Linked DNA regions of Mus musculus: all the other regions are linked to region 3. Evidence: chromatin loops called from intact Hi-C (ENCODE). Cell type or tissue: gastrocnemius. All regions are shown on one strand. Links, peaks and the distances in the headings refer to the core of each region. The heading gives the core; the rest is flanking DNA.

Region 1 (4,000 bases), core at 1-4,000, 78 kb after region 3:
AGGCATTGAGTCTTCACAGGACCAAGGGCCTCTCCTCCCATTGATGTCCGGCAAGGCCATCCTCTGCTACATATTCGGCTGGAGCCATGGATCCCCCCATGTGTACTCTTTGGTTGGTGGTTTAGTCCCTGGGAGCTCTGGGGGGTTGGGGGTCTGGTTGGCTGACACTGTTGTTCTTCCTATGGGTTGCACACCCCTTCAGCTCCTTCAGTCCTTTCTCTAACTCCTCCATTGGGGACCCCATGCGTTTTCAAATCCTGTTTCAGAGCTTTACTGACTGGTTTGGACACTACATGTGGTACTAGAGCGTGTGGATGAACAAAGCATGAATCGGGCCTCTGAGGGACTGATGCTCTCGTTGTAGAGCATGATGATAAATTTCAGACTGTCAAACTGTCCACCTGACCTGACTAAGGCATGCTGAAGGCAGTAGTAAGATACCTTTGTGAGCGTCTGTGTGGGCATTTCCAAAAAGGATTAATTGAGGGGTAAGACACACTCTGAGTGTGGGTGGTCCCGTGCCATGGGTTGGAGTCCTGGAGTAAGGAAAAGGGGAAAAGGAAAAGGCCACTGAGTTCCAGAACTCCTCCTCTCTGCTTCCTGATTAGCAAGATGAAAGTTACCTTTGCCATAGCTGTGAGCTCCTGCTGCAGGCCTCCCCACTGTGATGGGCTGTATCTTCTGAACCACCGATAAAAACGAAGAACGGTGCCCAGAAGTTGTTTCTTGTCAGGTCATAGCACAAGAAACATAATTCATACATAGAATATCTTTGTTTCATGTGACTATAACATAAAGCTTGAGACTAGATAATTGATAAAGAACACAAATTAGCCAGCTGGAAAGATGGCTCAGTGGCTAAGAGCACCTGTTGCTCTTCCAGAGGACCTGAATCCAAGTCTCCAAGCCCAGGTCAGGTGGCTCACAACTGCCCACAAAGCTCCTCTCACCCCTGCCCTACCAGAGACAGGGCCTCACTATGTAGCCCTGGCTGTCCTGGAACTCACTCTGCAGACCAAGCTGGCCTTGAACTCACATATGCCTACTTCTGCCTCCTAAGTGCTGGGATTAAAGTTGTGTGTCACCACACTCCAGCTGACCGCCTGTAACTTTAGCTGGAGGATGGGGTAAGGGAATCCAATCTTTCTCTTGACTCCACTGTCCCCTATACATGCATGGCACATACTCACAAGACACACATGTATACACATAAATAATAAAATAAAATCAAGTATTAACAACAACAGTATAGAACAAAAATTATTTTTTTCATAGTTCTCCAGACTGAGAAAACCAGGCTAAAGGTTCTAATAGGTTGTCTGGCTGCATCCTCTGGCTGTGTGAAATCTCCTTTGTAAGGGCCTTAATGTCACTCACCAGAGAGCAGCCTGAATGGCCCAAGTTCTTAGGGCCCTACTTCTTGACACTGTCACATTGGCAACACATAAATTTTGGAGGGCACATAGTGAAGCCAGAGACAGGCAGGTGTTCAGGAGAAGAGATTTAGGAGGGAAAGGCGGCTTGAGAGAAGATGTTTGAGTTGAATAGTGAGGGTGGGCAGGAGTTTTGAAGAGAATGGTGGTGGAGGAAGGGCAGCATAAGGAGGAGCAGCAGGGTGCCTAGGCCCCTCTGCCGGTGCTCACACCACTGGTCAGAGAGCTGGAGAGGTCAGGGCCACAGACAAAGGCCAGATGCAAAGGCCTACTGTGCCGAGCCAGTCTTTGAACTCTACTCTGGGTAGGTAAGACGCTGTACTCTGGGCGTGGTAGCACATACCTCCCTCTAATCCTTCATGTGTGAGGTAGAGGCAGACATTCAGGATTCTGAGCGCAATCTAAGCTACATAGTGAGCCTCTGTAGCTGTCTCTGCTGCATTAGAGACTGATCAGAAGCAAGCTGTACGCTGTGCTCAGCATGCACCAGCAGCTGCAGCGAAAGTACCAGTGAAGGGAGGTGGTGAGAAGGAGATGTTATTCTCTCCCACTGCTGTCTGCTCTACCTGAGATGCTGAGTTGTTGTCATCAGAGAAACATGGTGTTGCCCTGAGGAGTGGCAAAGCCTCAGTGAGCTTGTCGGAGGCATGTGCTCCGACTCCTGATGCCCCGTCAAGACAGGCTGGTCAGCTGTGGTTTCCCAACCATGTTGGCAGGAGGGACAGAATGAAAACAGTGCTTCAAACTGTGCAGTTGCAGTACAGTAAGCCGTGATTCTAGGTGTGGCTTGAGAACTGGAGAGAGCAAGCCAGGCGCCCTCTGCAGCAGGCACACTGCACACACAGTGCATTCCAAACCTGTTGACAAGAGGAAGGTGGCTCTGACACCTGGGGTTCAGTGAAGCGAGCTAAGAAAACTGATGGCTGTCAGCAGCCTGGATAAAAGTCACTTCCGATCAAGGGTGACTGACAAGATGAAGAATCGGGTAGGGGGTGTAAAAGCTGCATCAACATAATGGCCCAGAAAGAACAGCACTAATGACTGTGTGCATGTGGTGCATGGACATATTTGTGTGGGGGTGGGAGGGTGCATGCGTGTGGAGGCCAGAGGCTGACACAGGGACTGATTGTTCTTCACCTGATTTTTTAAGGCAGGGTCTTTTACTGGTCCTGGAGCTTATCCATTAGACTAGACTTGTTGGCCATCGAACTCTATACCCTCCGCCCCTGAGTGCTGGGGCTATAGACATGCACTGCCCCTCCTGGCTTTTGCTTGGGTCCTGAGGATCTGAGCTAGGTACTCATTTTTTTGAGACAAATTGGTGCCATAGGGGCATGGCTGCATAACAGAAGGGAAGATTTCGTGAAGGAAGATGGAGGAAGGAGAGAAGCCCTGGGAGAAACCCCGGCATGGTCTAGTTTAGCAGTTCTACCCTTTGGGGTTGTGTGTGTCAAACAACTCACTCACAGGGGTCACCTAAGACCATTGTATTAGACAGATAGTTACATTTCGATTCATAACCATAGCAAAATTACAGTTATGAAGTAGCAATGAAAATAATTTTATGGCTGGGGGTCTCCACAACATAAGGAACTGTATTAAAGGGTCACAGCAATAGGAAGGTTGAGAACCACTCTTGTAGCAGAATTAAAATTCACATGGATACAGAAGCAAAAGCAAACTCAGGAGAAGGAATGGCTCCGTGGTACAGATGTTACCGTGCAAGCATGAAAACCAGAGTCCAGACCGCCAGCACCTATGTAATGGTGGGTATGCATGACCCACCTGTAAGTTCAGCCTTAGAGGGCAGAGATGGCTCCCTGGAACAAGCTGCTTATCTGGATAAGCTGAAGCCTGAGCTTCAGCCTCAACCGAGAGACCCTGCCTCAGTGAACAAGGTGGAGGGTGACTGAGATGATGCCGAGCATTGGTCTGGGACCACACACCGCACACCCCACAAACAGAATTATGTTCCTCCTGTCAAAAAAAAAAAAATAATAAGGACAGTGTCAAGACACATTCGTTCATACGATTTCTTGATTCACCTTGATCTAAAGAGCAAGATCGCTGTGAACCTCCATGGTAACCCCTTCCTCGGTGTTGGTGCTGAGACCATTATCAGGATCATTTGGAGTTCTCTCGTGTGACCAGAGACTGGTAGTTTCCCCAGTACATGCTTATGGTTCTTTAGCTAATAATCAATTCTCAGCAATTTCACAGGGCATGAAGCCACCTAAAGAGTATGTTGCCTTCTTTAGCTTTCCTTGTAACTATCCATTGGAACGGTTATGTGCTTTCTAGAAAGTATCCTTGACGGGAGGGGTCATGCTGTTTTTCCTAATGTCTAGCATGTGGAAATGATGGCTAACATTCAGATAATTTTAAACCACAAAGACCAAATATTATTTAGATAATAATAGGGAAATACAGAGTGAAAAAAATCCAGATTCCTGGTTCTGCAGAGTGTCACAGCAGCTCCGAGTTCTCACTGCATATTCTCTATTCTCTCTCTCTCTCCCTCTCTCTCTCTCTCTCTCTCCCTCTCTCTCTCTCTCTCTCTCTCCCTC
Region 2 (4,000 bases), core at 1-4,000, 95 kb after region 3:
TAATAGGGAAGGAGTTAGCACAAGTGCCCATAAATGAAAAGAAAGGTGATTTGCTCGATGCCATAAATTCGTGTGTCACAGTAGACAAGGTAAGTAAGATGCTAGCTGGCACTGTCATCACTTGCGGGTAAGGCCGGAAGCCTGGTGTTCAGTGAGCACCACATGTAGCAGTGGCCTCGACTGCACCCTCTTGCCAGAAGTCCTGTCACTCTCACTTTACAGATGCAGAGCTGAAGCCAAGGATGCACTGTGATTAACCAGCAAGCATAATTACTGGGATTGACCTTAAAATTAGTGTTTTTATCTGAGCGGTGTGAAAAAGTTGGGGTGTGTGTGTGTGTGTGTGTTTGTGTGTGTTTAAGGAAGGGTTTCTCTGTGCAGCCCTGGCTGTCCTGGAAAGCTGGTATTCCTGACAACTGAGCTTTTAAGTGGTAGATGTTGGCACATGGTTCTGGGTAGGGACTTCCAGGGAGGCAGCACACCCTTAGAGCATGTCTGAGCCCCAGTCATTCATTGAGCAAGTTTTAAATACCAGCTGTGTGCCAAGCACTGTGCTGAATCCTGTCACAGAAGGATGGTCAAAGCAAGAACATTTGCCTTGGAGAACTCATTTTCCAGAGTTGGAAACGAAGGGGTCGTTGTTGACAGTGAGATGCATACTCAGAGCTAAAGGAGCAGACAGAAGGGGCAGACAGAAGGGGTAGGTGCAGCCTGCCAGGCCTTCCCTGATTGTCAGCACTGCCCTGGTGCCGGGCTGCGGGAAGATGCAAGGAAAGAACCTCAGGTAGGCATGGCTTAAGTCCTACTTGCCTTCATGTTTGCAGTTCAGGGTGCTGTCTTGTCTTACTGGAAGGAGCAGAAGGTCTTTGAGGAGAGGACCAACGGGCATAGAGACCTCAGTGCCTGGCACGTGGGCTGGAAGACGTGTCCTCTTCAGGGCTTTCCCATGGCATGCAGTCTGTCATTTTTCCCCCTTGGTAATATTTGGAGCCAGAGGTTTTGTTTTATTTTGTTTTGAGACAGGGTCTCTCTCTATAGACCAGGTTGCCCGCAAACTCACAGAGATCCACCAGCACCGGGATTAAAGGTGCTTACCAGCATGCCTGGGTTGTTTTGTTTTGTTTTGTTTTAAGCTAGTGGTTTTGTTGTTGGGCTTATCAACTAGTCTGGACACCGGCTAGGCAAGCTGGATCCCTCTTACTGGGAAGAGCCATTGGTAACAGGTTATGTGGTCAGTATATAAGTTTGTGTGCACATTGTCTCACTTCTACTGGGGTAACATTGTTGGGGACCAGTGGCAAAAGCCTCAAGTCCAAATAGCAGAAACTCCTCTCTAGAGACATGAAGTGGTTATGAACAAAACTCGGGAAGACTTCCATGTTATTGCCTGTTTGCTACTCTATTTCTAAGAAGGAGTCTGGCCATTTACTTAGTGTATTCTAGAGGTTTTGGGGAGTGTGAAAAGGTGATTCTACCCATTCAGCAGCCTGCTGGTTCACTGAGGTGAGAGGACAGACATCTGTGCAGTTCCATCTCTGTAGGGGAATGGCTAGTGGAGGGTCAGTGGCCTTGTGGAACCACGATGCTGTGATCAGCAAGGAGAGCTCAAAAGTCCACCAGGGACCCAGCGTGGCAGAAGAGAGGAGACTCAGCAAATGGTCAGCTGGTCAGAACTGTAGGCATCAGAATGTTAGTTTGGAAACCCTGGGCCAGAGGAGAGATCCCCCTGCTGTTGGGGCAGAGTATTGCAGACACTCATCACTCTACAGTCCTTTCTGCCTGCTGTCCCTTTGGGGTAGATAGATATGTTAACTTGATTTTTAGGTTCACATTCATGCCTCCCTGTATCATTTTTCTTCTTCTCATAACTCCCCTGTCAGGGGACCGACAAGCTCCTCTCTTCCAGCTAGCCCCTGTCTATACGTCTCTACTTTTCCTCTTTTGTTGCCCCAGCCCTGAAACCCACACATACACGCACACACGCACTCAGTGTAGGATAAGTATTGGCTATGCTTATGCCCGCCCGAGCTGACTGTGACCTCAGGGCTCTTTGACCTGCTTTGTCTCCTGTGACTTCCTTCCTGTGTCTCCCTTCCTCACAGCTCCACTTCCCTACTCCACTGTCTTGTTTCCTCCACAAATTACCTGGTCTTTGACCTTTGCCTTCTTGTTCTTGTTCCTCAGTAGCCTGCTGTCACTCAAGATTAAATTGTCAGAGAATGATTTTCCTCTTGCCTTTTATGAATAAAAGTCCCAGTATGTCTCTTAGTCACACTCTCTGTTCATAGGCTGTCCTCGTACCTTGCCTAGATCTCTGGAATAAACTGATCCCTCTGCCTTTGCCTCCTTCAAGTTCATCGATCCTGTTGGCTGCTAATTTCCTTGCTTTGGAGTGTGCACTGTTTGCCCCTGACCTGATCCAGGTCTTCTTCACATTCCCACAGTTATGGTGGGCAGATCCCATCTGGTCTCCTCATCCCAAGACTATCATGTTGCTCCCTTGGTATAATATTCAGATTGCTTAGTCTGGTGACCAAGATTCTGTAGTTGACTTCAGTCACTCTAAACAAAAGCCTCGTGTGTTGTTTGATTGTTTACCATTGGTAAGCACAGTGCCAGCCTTGGGGACAGGACAGCTGGATGACAATGACTTAATTTTATGACAGTGATTGCCAAAGGGGACCACATCAATAGCTGGTATGTAGCTTGTGCCAGAGAGCAGCAGAGTGTGCAGTGGGGAGCTCATGTGGGGACAGGACTGTGCGAAAGCACCCGCACCCCGAACTGGCTGGCTCCTGAACCCGCTGGATGTCAGATTGACCAACTAGAAATCTCTCTGACCATGGTCTAAGGAAGTATTCTTCCTCTTAGGAATTCCAACCTTCAGTGATACATAGCTAAATTTATATTTATAATTTTATAGTTAGTAAATTAGTATTTATAATTAGTAAATATGGTTCGTGCTAAATACATTTTTTGTTTACCTTGGTGACTGGAAAGCTTATATTTAACATTGTTCCCCCAGCCAGGACACTGGCTTGACCTCTGCTCCTTCTGGGGACCTGTGGTACTGCCGTGGCCTGTTAGACCTCGGCTAGGGTCTGTCTGAGTTTCTTCAGGAGCTGGAGTAGGACATTCTCCATCTATCTTTCAGTGTGCTGGTGGCTTGGCCCTGATGACCTACTGTTTCTTTCTCTTTTCTTCATTCCCTCTTTTCTTTTTCATGTAATGGAACAATTCTATTGAGACGTAATTCTCATACCATACAGTCTACCCATCAAAAGTGTACAGTTCATAACACTTGGGAGGCCAAGGCAAGAGGGCCATTACAAGTCTGAGACCAGCCTAGTCTGTGTAGCCAGTTCCAGGCTGGCCAGAGCTACATCGGGAGAGCCCACCTCAAACCAGCAAAAAGAGCTAGCTACACAGCCCAGTGATTTTTAAGTATATTTGTGTAGGTGTGGCATGGCGGAGGAGGAACCAGGGCACACCTTCCCCTGGGGTGATGAGGGTATCTAGGGACTTGTCACAGTTTCCCACATTGTCTTGGATAGTCCTCTTAGAGCTGTTTGTTTCCAGGGTGACTCTGTGGCCATGGAAGTGAGGACTGCCTACTCCTTCCTGCTAGGGGATCCCTGGTTAGTGTTTGGGCATAGTCTGTCCCTGGGCTAGCTGTACCAAGAGCTAAGCTGTTTATAACCTGCTCTTTTCTCTGGTTACTACTAACTGCAGACAGAGCTAGCTGGTTTTGACATGGTCTTCTTAAAAAAAAAAAAAAAAAAAGATTGCTTTCAGAATTACATCATCCAGTAATCAGACTCAGTATCTACTGGGTATCTTAGAGCTCTGGGTTCAAAGAGTTCTGAAGGGCCAAGAACATTATGGGCACCTTTAGTTCAGCATCCAACAGGAGGGTTGGGAGATTTTCATAGCTTAGCCTCGAGTGACTTGCCAGATGGGCTGGCTGATAAAGACAAGTCCCCTAGCCACCCTTATCACC
Region 3 (7,642 bases), core at 1,703-5,702:
CTGATGTGCCATCTTTGTGTCTCACAGTGCTTCTAGTGCCAGTTTCTTGAGGGCACAGTTCTGAAGTCCCTCCCTCTGAGGGCAGCAGCTGAGGGAGGCACAGGGATAAGCTAAGGCAGGGGCTGGGTTGAGACAGTAAGGAGGACTCATTATTGACCACAACCTGAGCTACCTGAGCAGACCTGGGAACGTCCCAACTGGCCAGAGGATCCCTCCCATTCTCCTCACTTCTATTCTGTATACACCCAAGCAGAATACTGAGAGCTGCATCATAGGACTAACTACATAACTTGTGGGGACCAAAGCAGGTCACAGTTACCTCTAGTTCAGCTCAAGTTATTTTGGTAGAATCTTTAGTGTTTGCCACTTCCCTGGCCACAGTGATTGGTTAAGTCAGACACATGAACCATCCAGAGTGAACAAGTATTCATGTGAATTGTTGGAGTTCCTGATCAAGCCATACCTGAAGTCAGACTTTTCAGCTTCTCAGTAACCTGTCACTTCTGGTTTGCTAACGTCCCTCTGGGTCCGGGTTTTGATTGACTACAACCCAAAATATCTGTGCTAGAAGGGTGAGCCATGTAATGATATACATGAGTATATATGAATGAAAGAACACTGCAGCCCATTCCAGGAAGAGGTAAGCAAAATTATAAAGACAGTGAAATGGGAGGAAGGATCTGAAGGAGGAGCCGGGTGTGTGTCTACCAAAGGGCAACACGGCTCTGTGTGGGACAGCACATGTCTGTAGTCACAGGTACTTCAGAGGCTGAGAAGGAAGCATCACTGGATCCAAGGATTCCAGGTCAGTGTGGGAAACATAGTGAATCCTCACCAGAAGGGAGAGGGGGAGGGAGGAAGGGGGAGAAGGAAGGAGAGAGAGGGGGCGAGGGGGAGAGAAGGAGGGAATGGAGGAAGGGAAGGGGGAAGGAAGGAAGGATGCCGGGTATTAAGTGAGAACCTGGAGATGACAATGGTGGACAGTGATATGGTCAGACCGTGCGAGCCTCATCAGCCTGGCAAGCTCTGTGGCCTCAGAGCTGTGAAGATCTACTCCCAAGTAAGGAAGTTTCCGAATGTGAAGGACGTGGCCCCGGGCTGGGGGACAGTGCTGAGGACTCTGTTAGTCTGTAGGACACAATGAATGAGGTCATTCAAAGGTGCACTTCAGTTCATGGGAGCTTATGTCACATCATGTTTTCTCAGTCATAAGACAGGAAGCAGGGCTCGGCTCGGCTCATGTGACGACTTTGGAGCAAGGCAAAGGGGTCCTGATGAAAGACCCTTGGACTCCTCACTTGTCCTGGTGTGAAGGGGCCTAGGAAGTTGTTGTGAGAGTTGTGCCACTGGGATGAGTGCTGCTGATGGGAGTGGTGAGGATGATGTTAGCGGTGACCATCGTGGTGGTGATGATGATGATGGTGGTGGTGGTGATGCTGCTGCTGGGGTATTGGGGTGTTGGGTAGCAGTGGTGGCGATAGTGATGATGATGGTAGTGATATAACGGTGGTGGTGATGCTGACGATTATGATCCTAGTAGTGGGGTGGTGATGGTGGTGACAATGATGCTGATGATTGTGGTGGTGGTGATGGTCAACATAGTCCCAGAGCCTTTGATCATAACTATTAAGCATTTTCAGTGGGGGTAAGGAGTTGTACACCTGTAATCCCAGGACTCGGGAAGCAGAGGCAGAAGATAGAAAAGTTCCAGCCTAGCTTGGACTACACAGACAGATCTCAGAAAAGGGTGAAGGCGATGGCTCTGTGGGTAAAGTGCTTGCTGTGCATTCATGAGGACCTGACATCTCATCCCCTGCACTCTCCATGGTTCTAATGCTGGGGAGGTAGAGACAGGAAGACTTCTGGGCTTGCTGCCCAACGAGTCTTGCTAATATCAGCTAGCTCCAGGTTCAGCGGAAGAGCCCCATCTCACAAAATATGATGGAGACTGATTGAGGAAGACACCCAACATTGACCTCTGACCTCCACATACACACTCATCTGTACATGTAGCTGCACACACACACACACACACACACACACACACACACACACACACTCTGAAGGGGATGGCTTCATCCCCTGGGATGGAATGAAGAGGAGAAATGTAGCTTAGCTTGAGCTTCTGTCTTCCTGTGTCCTGACTGTAGATAACTGTGACCTGCCTCACATTCCTGAAGCCAGCCCCTATCCACCTGTATCTCTCACACTGAGTCAAAGAAACTCCCTTTACATTACTTTTATCAGGCTGCCCTAGTTTGCTTTTCTGTTTCTGTGATGAGCACCATGACCAGAAGCAGGTTAGGGAAGGAAAGGGTTTGTTTTATCTTACAACGTTAAGGTCACACACCACCAATCATGGGACTGGAGGCAGGGCCTGAAGTGGACGTCACGCAGGAATGTTGCTCCCAGGCTCTTACGTTGCTACTTCTCTTTCGATTCATTTGTTTATACAAATTTATTTCATGTGTTTGAGTGTTTTGCAGGCACGTATTTAGGTGCCCTGTGTGCTTGCCTGTTGTGCTAGAAGTCGGAAGAAAGCATCAGAGTCCCTGGGATTGGAGTTACAGATGGTTGTGAGGTTCCATGTATGTTCTGGGAATTAAGCCTGGGTCCTTTGTAAGAACAAGCATTCTTAACAACTGAGCCAACTCTTTAGACACTTGCCCAGACCCACTTGCTTAACGGTAGTACTCCCCACAGTGGTTTGGGCCCTGCTAGATCAGCTAGCAATAAAAAAAATACTCAAAAACATGCCCATGAAACCCTGCAAAGTACCCATGACTACCCTGGTCGAGGTATAGAGATACCCCCTGCAACACCATAAGTTAAGAATTTGGGGCAAGGAAGTCAGGCATGATGGTCTGGGCCTGGAATCTCAGCACATGGGAGGTGGAGCAGGAAATCAGAACTGTGAGTTCATTCTTGACTACGTATCTAGTTTGAGGCCAGCCTGGACTACAAGAGGTCTTGTCTCACAACAACAACAGCAGCAGCAGCAGCAACAGCAGCAGCAGCAACAGCAACAACAACAACAACAACAACACAAATTAAAGAGAACTTGGGTCAGGTGCTTCCGAGCTGGGGTGGAACTGATGGGGTCCTAGGATTGGACAGACGGAGGCTGGACAGATGGAGGCTGGAGAGACGGAGGCTGGGGATTCCTGAGGCCTCCTAACAGCAAATGTCTTTTGTGCAGTCCAGAGGGTGAGCAGGTTTTGGTGGCTTCCGGTCCATGGCATTGTGCTCCTCTTCCTGTGTTTAGAGTGAGCCCTTGGTCCCCTAAGCATCTGCCTCCCCGGACAATGTTATTAAGAATGTTGCTTTTTCTCCGGTAGATGAAAGAAGGCTGAATTCCTAGCCTTGCAGGAAGGGGTGGATGGAATCATAGAGAAAAGCAGGAAGGTGAGCTCTGGGAACCAGAGACTCCTGAGAACGTGAGACTCAGTAAGTCCACTCTGGGAAATTGAGTCCACATTGAGCTGTTACTCCAGGGTCTCAGGTGAATGACTAGAACCAAGCCAAACTGAAAAGGGAACCTCAGGCGCACAGGAGAGCCAGCCCCGGAGGACCAGAACTACTGCGGTCTTACTCCTCCTCCACTCTGGCCCCCAGAGGGCGCTCCTCCATCCCTGTGGTTTCTGTTTGAAGGTGGTCACCTGGTCCTGTCTTATCTGAGAAATGCTGGGATAGTCAGGGAATGAAAGACCAGGGGATAACCAAGAAACAATGAGGAATCTGAGTGGGTGACTCAGAAAGGCTTTGATTCTGGAGCTACCAAGGAGGGTGGAAGGAGGGTGGCCGGTGTGGCTCCTAGTCCTCGCTCAGTGGTAGCCAAGGCCGAAGGTCTCTGATTTCACTTCTCTTCACCCCTACTGGAGCAGAAGGGTAGGGTGCAGACTTCTAGATAAATTAATCTCACAAAGATTTTTGGTGATGTCCACTGTAGCCTTCTTTGCAAAATTGTAATAGGTGTGTGCTACATATACAAATACAGCATGTTCCATCTAGAAACAGTCAAAACCTCTAACAATAGTTATCCTTGGAGACGGGGAGCCTCTTCTTCTTTTTTCCTTTTATTTCTGCAAGACAAATTCTCACTTAGCACTGAACGATCTGCAGCTTCCTATGCAGCTCAGGCTGGCTTCAAGCTCACAGAGATCTGCTTGCCTCTGCTTGCATATGAAGTGCTAGGATTAAAAGACACGGTGCTGGACTTCTTTTTTTATTTCCCCCCTGTGTACACTATATGACTCTGCTTGGCTCAAATGTTTTACTATTGTTTCAGGCTATATTTGCATATAAATGCATAGGCTGAACAATTTGAAAACAATGATAATTTGAGGGATACTGTCTCAACAACAAACAAAAATGATGTAATTTAGAAAAAACTCATATAAGACCTTGAAAGTTGGGGGGGGGGGCTTGGTAAAGTAGAAGCCGTAGATTTGTTTGGGTAAGTCCATTTCTCCCTATAGTTTTATTTTGTTGGCAGCTGGCAGCTAGGACTGAAGTGCTGAATGAACCCAGAGGAAGGTGGATGCTGCGGTTATAGGACACAGTGGTTATTACAGGCATTTGACATCGGTCAGCCCATCTAATCTCGGAGAGGCAGATATTGCTAATCCTAGATCCGCAGCAGAGAAAATCAGCTCACAGAGGTGAAGTCGGCAGTCCAAGGTCTAGCAAAGGGCAAGCTGGGAGTCAGATCTCAAGCTGTCAGAATGCTCTGTCCTTCATCAGCCAAGTTTGATGTGGGGGGGAAAGGAGATGAGGAGCTGTAGGGAAACCTTTGCAGCAGTAGTCTTTGGGAATGGCTGACCCCCCCCCCCCCCCCCCCGTGGAGAAGACAGGCAGGCTCCAGAACTGGCTAGTGGGATCAGCTTTGGGGGAAGCAGGGAAACAAAAAAGGGTTGGGTTTAGACAGGAAAGCTGCTCCTGCCTCTCGAGAACAGATCTCTCCCCCCCCAGCCCCTAGGACTGTGGAGTCTCCTGAGAACAGCTGATTTGTAAACTGAAGCCACCAGGAAGGAGATCAGAAGTTACTGAAGTTACGCTTGAGTCCGGGGAGTAAGAACTGAAATGCACGTTCAATTACAAGTTGGAGCCACTCTGGTCAGAGTTCCGATGCCCACCAGGAATGGGTGGTGATGCTGGTAGATTCTGCTTGTGTTAGTGAGGCTCCTGCTGGCCAGCACTGTTGGGGGCAGGATATCTACTCTGTACAGGACTCAGATAGTTCATGAGTTACCTGAGACTCTTGGTGATTTTTAAGTTTTTAAAAAATGTATATGAATGTTCTGCCTGCATGTATATATGTGCACCATATGCATGCCTGGTACCTTTGGAGGTCAGAAGTCATCTAATCCCCCAAAGCTGGAGTTGCAGATAGTCATGAGCCACCACGGGGTGTGTGTGTGGGGGGGAGGGGGGTTGGGAACCAAACCGGGTCTTCTGCAAGTGCTTTTAACCTCTGAGCCAACTCTGTAGGCCTCTTTATTTTTTAAAATTTCAACAGAGACTTGCTATATAGACTGCCTGGCCATCATTCAGGGCAACCCTTCTGTCTCAGTCTGGGATAATGAGCTTAAGCCACCACTCCCAGCGCTGGTGGGAGTCTTTTAAAAATTTATTTTGCATGCAGGTCTGTGTGTTTGTGTGTTTGTGTGCAAGACAGAAGAGGGGATCAGATCCCCTAGAGCTGGAGTTACACCTGGCATGGGTGCTGGGAATCAACCTTAAGTTCTCTGCAAGTACCCTACTAGCTTGTAGCCACTGAGCCATCTCTCATCCATGGTGGGATTCTTCACCTGCCCAGGAAGTTCTGGGGGACTTATGGGTGGCACCCGTCAGAAAGCTTTAGGTTGTTTCTGTCAGTGTGACCCACCTTTTATAGTCACAGTCACAGGTTTCATGGGTTATGTTAAAGACCTACAGGTAGATTCCAGCCAGAGGGGTGGTTGGTGGTGGTGGGATGAATTCCTGTCCACAGCTCCAACACTGTGACCCTGGCCAAGGTTACAGAGAATTAAAAAACAAAAACAAAAAAAACGGGCTCCTTTTACAAGACCCAGGAGTAAACTGATGGCTCCAATTGCCAGAGTGTCTTTCTTAGCCTCAGGTTCCAAATCTGTGGGTTCCTAAATTGCAGGGTGAGAAATCAGTTTCAAAATGAGAGAGAAAGGAGTTGGGGGGGGGGGGGGGACGACGACGACAGAATCCAACTCAGGATCAGAGAGAGATTGGGGAAGGTACGGATCTGTCTTTGGTCTCTAGCTAGCCTCCTTTCCTCAGCCCCACCCTGCTATTGACATCAAGCTCAAGGATCCCTAAGACAAAGCAGGGCCGCTGTGAGCCAGTCCGCGAGGGGAGGGCCGGGGCTTCCTGGAGCTTCACTAGCAAGGTCACTGTGGAGTTGTCAAGGCCAGACTTTTGGTGGGCGGAGAGAAGAGCCTTAGACTTGTACGTGCATCTTGGCTAAAGGCAATTTCTCTAGGGATCCAGCTACCAGCTGAAAAAAAACAAAACAAAACAAAAAAAAACAAAACAAAAAATCTACCCTCTAAGACTGCTAGTTGAAAACACCACAGACTGGGTGGAATAACGGGTGTCAGTACAAAAACTTTTCCTGTTTTTCAAGACACCTTGGAGGAGCCAGTCATATTTTTATAGGACAGCGTGCTTTAACTTGACAAAGGAGCCGCGTGCCAAAGGCCAGAAAAGAGAACCAGTTTCTAAAGCTGCTCCAGCCTTATCCGCTCCGGAAGCCGCCCTGTATCCTCCTTTGGTGGCGAAGATCGATGCTCAAGGACGTTGCAGCTGCCACAGGGACCAAGCACCTGTGTCTGTCACAGCAGGGACTTCAGCCCGGAGCACATCTCCGGGTCTTAACAGTAGCCAGTCCGCGGGCAGGAGTCTCAGCCACTCAGGGTCGCACCCGGGTGCGTGTAGGAAAGGTGTGGACTGAGGAAAGGAAGCTACGTCCCGGTCCCGCCAGGGTCCCGGTGGACCTAGAGAGCAAAGAAGGGCGGGAAGGCCCTCGAAGTGGCTGGCTCTGGGTATCAGATGCACACCCAGGGGCGTCGCCCTCCAGTTTCAGCTACCGAGAGGTTAAGAGACTCATCTGGAGTCACACAGCTAGCTATCTGGTAGCACTTGGGGGGCTGCAGTTCTGATCCCTGCTGGACGGACGCACAACTCTTCATTTGGTTCGGATCCTTGGGACTGTCGAACCTGGAATCGTCCTTTGGTTAAGAGGACCGGCTTTCCCTAACCAACTTCGAAATATTGCAGTCCCACAGGTCTGAGTGCAACCAGAGGCGTGACGTGCCAGGTCTTGGAGCAAGGGCTATCCCTGGTAATAACGCCTGGGACCTGGAGTGTAGTTCCCCATGGACTTCGGAACGCTTCGGACTGAGGTCCTTCCAACTGGTCTCTTAACGGACGATAGCTCCAAATCTCAAACACAGTGACCTGACAGTGAACGAACTCGGTAGCCCCTGAAGCAGAATGGCTCTGTATCCTTCAGCAAGTCCTTTCCTTTCTCCGGACGGGCTGGCTAGGTGCCCCTGCGGTCGCGGCCGCGCATGCTCTTGGACGGGCGGTACAGGGAGCGGGCGGCGGGCGCCCCAGCTGCTTTGCA

What was found. A loop is a pair of places that touch in the nucleus more often than their neighbours do. Peaks named below come from ENCODE experiments on the same cell type or tissue, not always from the same donor. Only the 100,000 strongest peaks of a DNase experiment are listed, where the experiment ranks them.
Region 1: it touches region 3 in a loop (2.5-fold over the local background); 6 of 42 quality-filtered maps call a loop at or near these places.
Region 2: it touches region 3 in a loop (8-fold over the local background); 10 of 42 quality-filtered maps call a loop at or near these places.

Annotation. Positions count from the first base shown.
Region 1 is chr7:81,284,918-81,288,917 of GRCm38, forward strand. The region is part of intron 3 of Pde8a (phosphodiesterase 8A); the gene reads left to right. Among named protein-coding and RNA genes, the nearest start is that of Rps17, 58 kb to the right of the region's middle. In gastrocnemius, for the core only: a CTCF peak has its summit at 2,264; no DNase peak of the experiment used is centred there.
Region 2 is chr7:81,302,204-81,306,203 of GRCm38, forward strand. Pde8a (phosphodiesterase 8A) reads left to right here. Exons shown (of 22, transcript NM_008803.3): 8 at 1-89. Among named protein-coding and RNA genes, the nearest start is that of Rps17, 41 kb to the right of the region's middle. In gastrocnemius, for the core only: a CTCF peak has its summit at 1,725; no DNase peak of the experiment used is centred there.
Region 3 is chr7:81,205,538-81,213,179 of GRCm38, forward strand. It overlaps Gm44968 (a long non-coding RNA gene), which reads left to right and starts at 689. Exons shown (of 3, transcript XR_003946808.1): 1 at 689-805; 2 at 4,496-4,661; 3 at 4,972-5,250. In gastrocnemius, for the core only: no CTCF peak of the experiment used is centred there; a DNase peak (open chromatin) is centred at 3,619.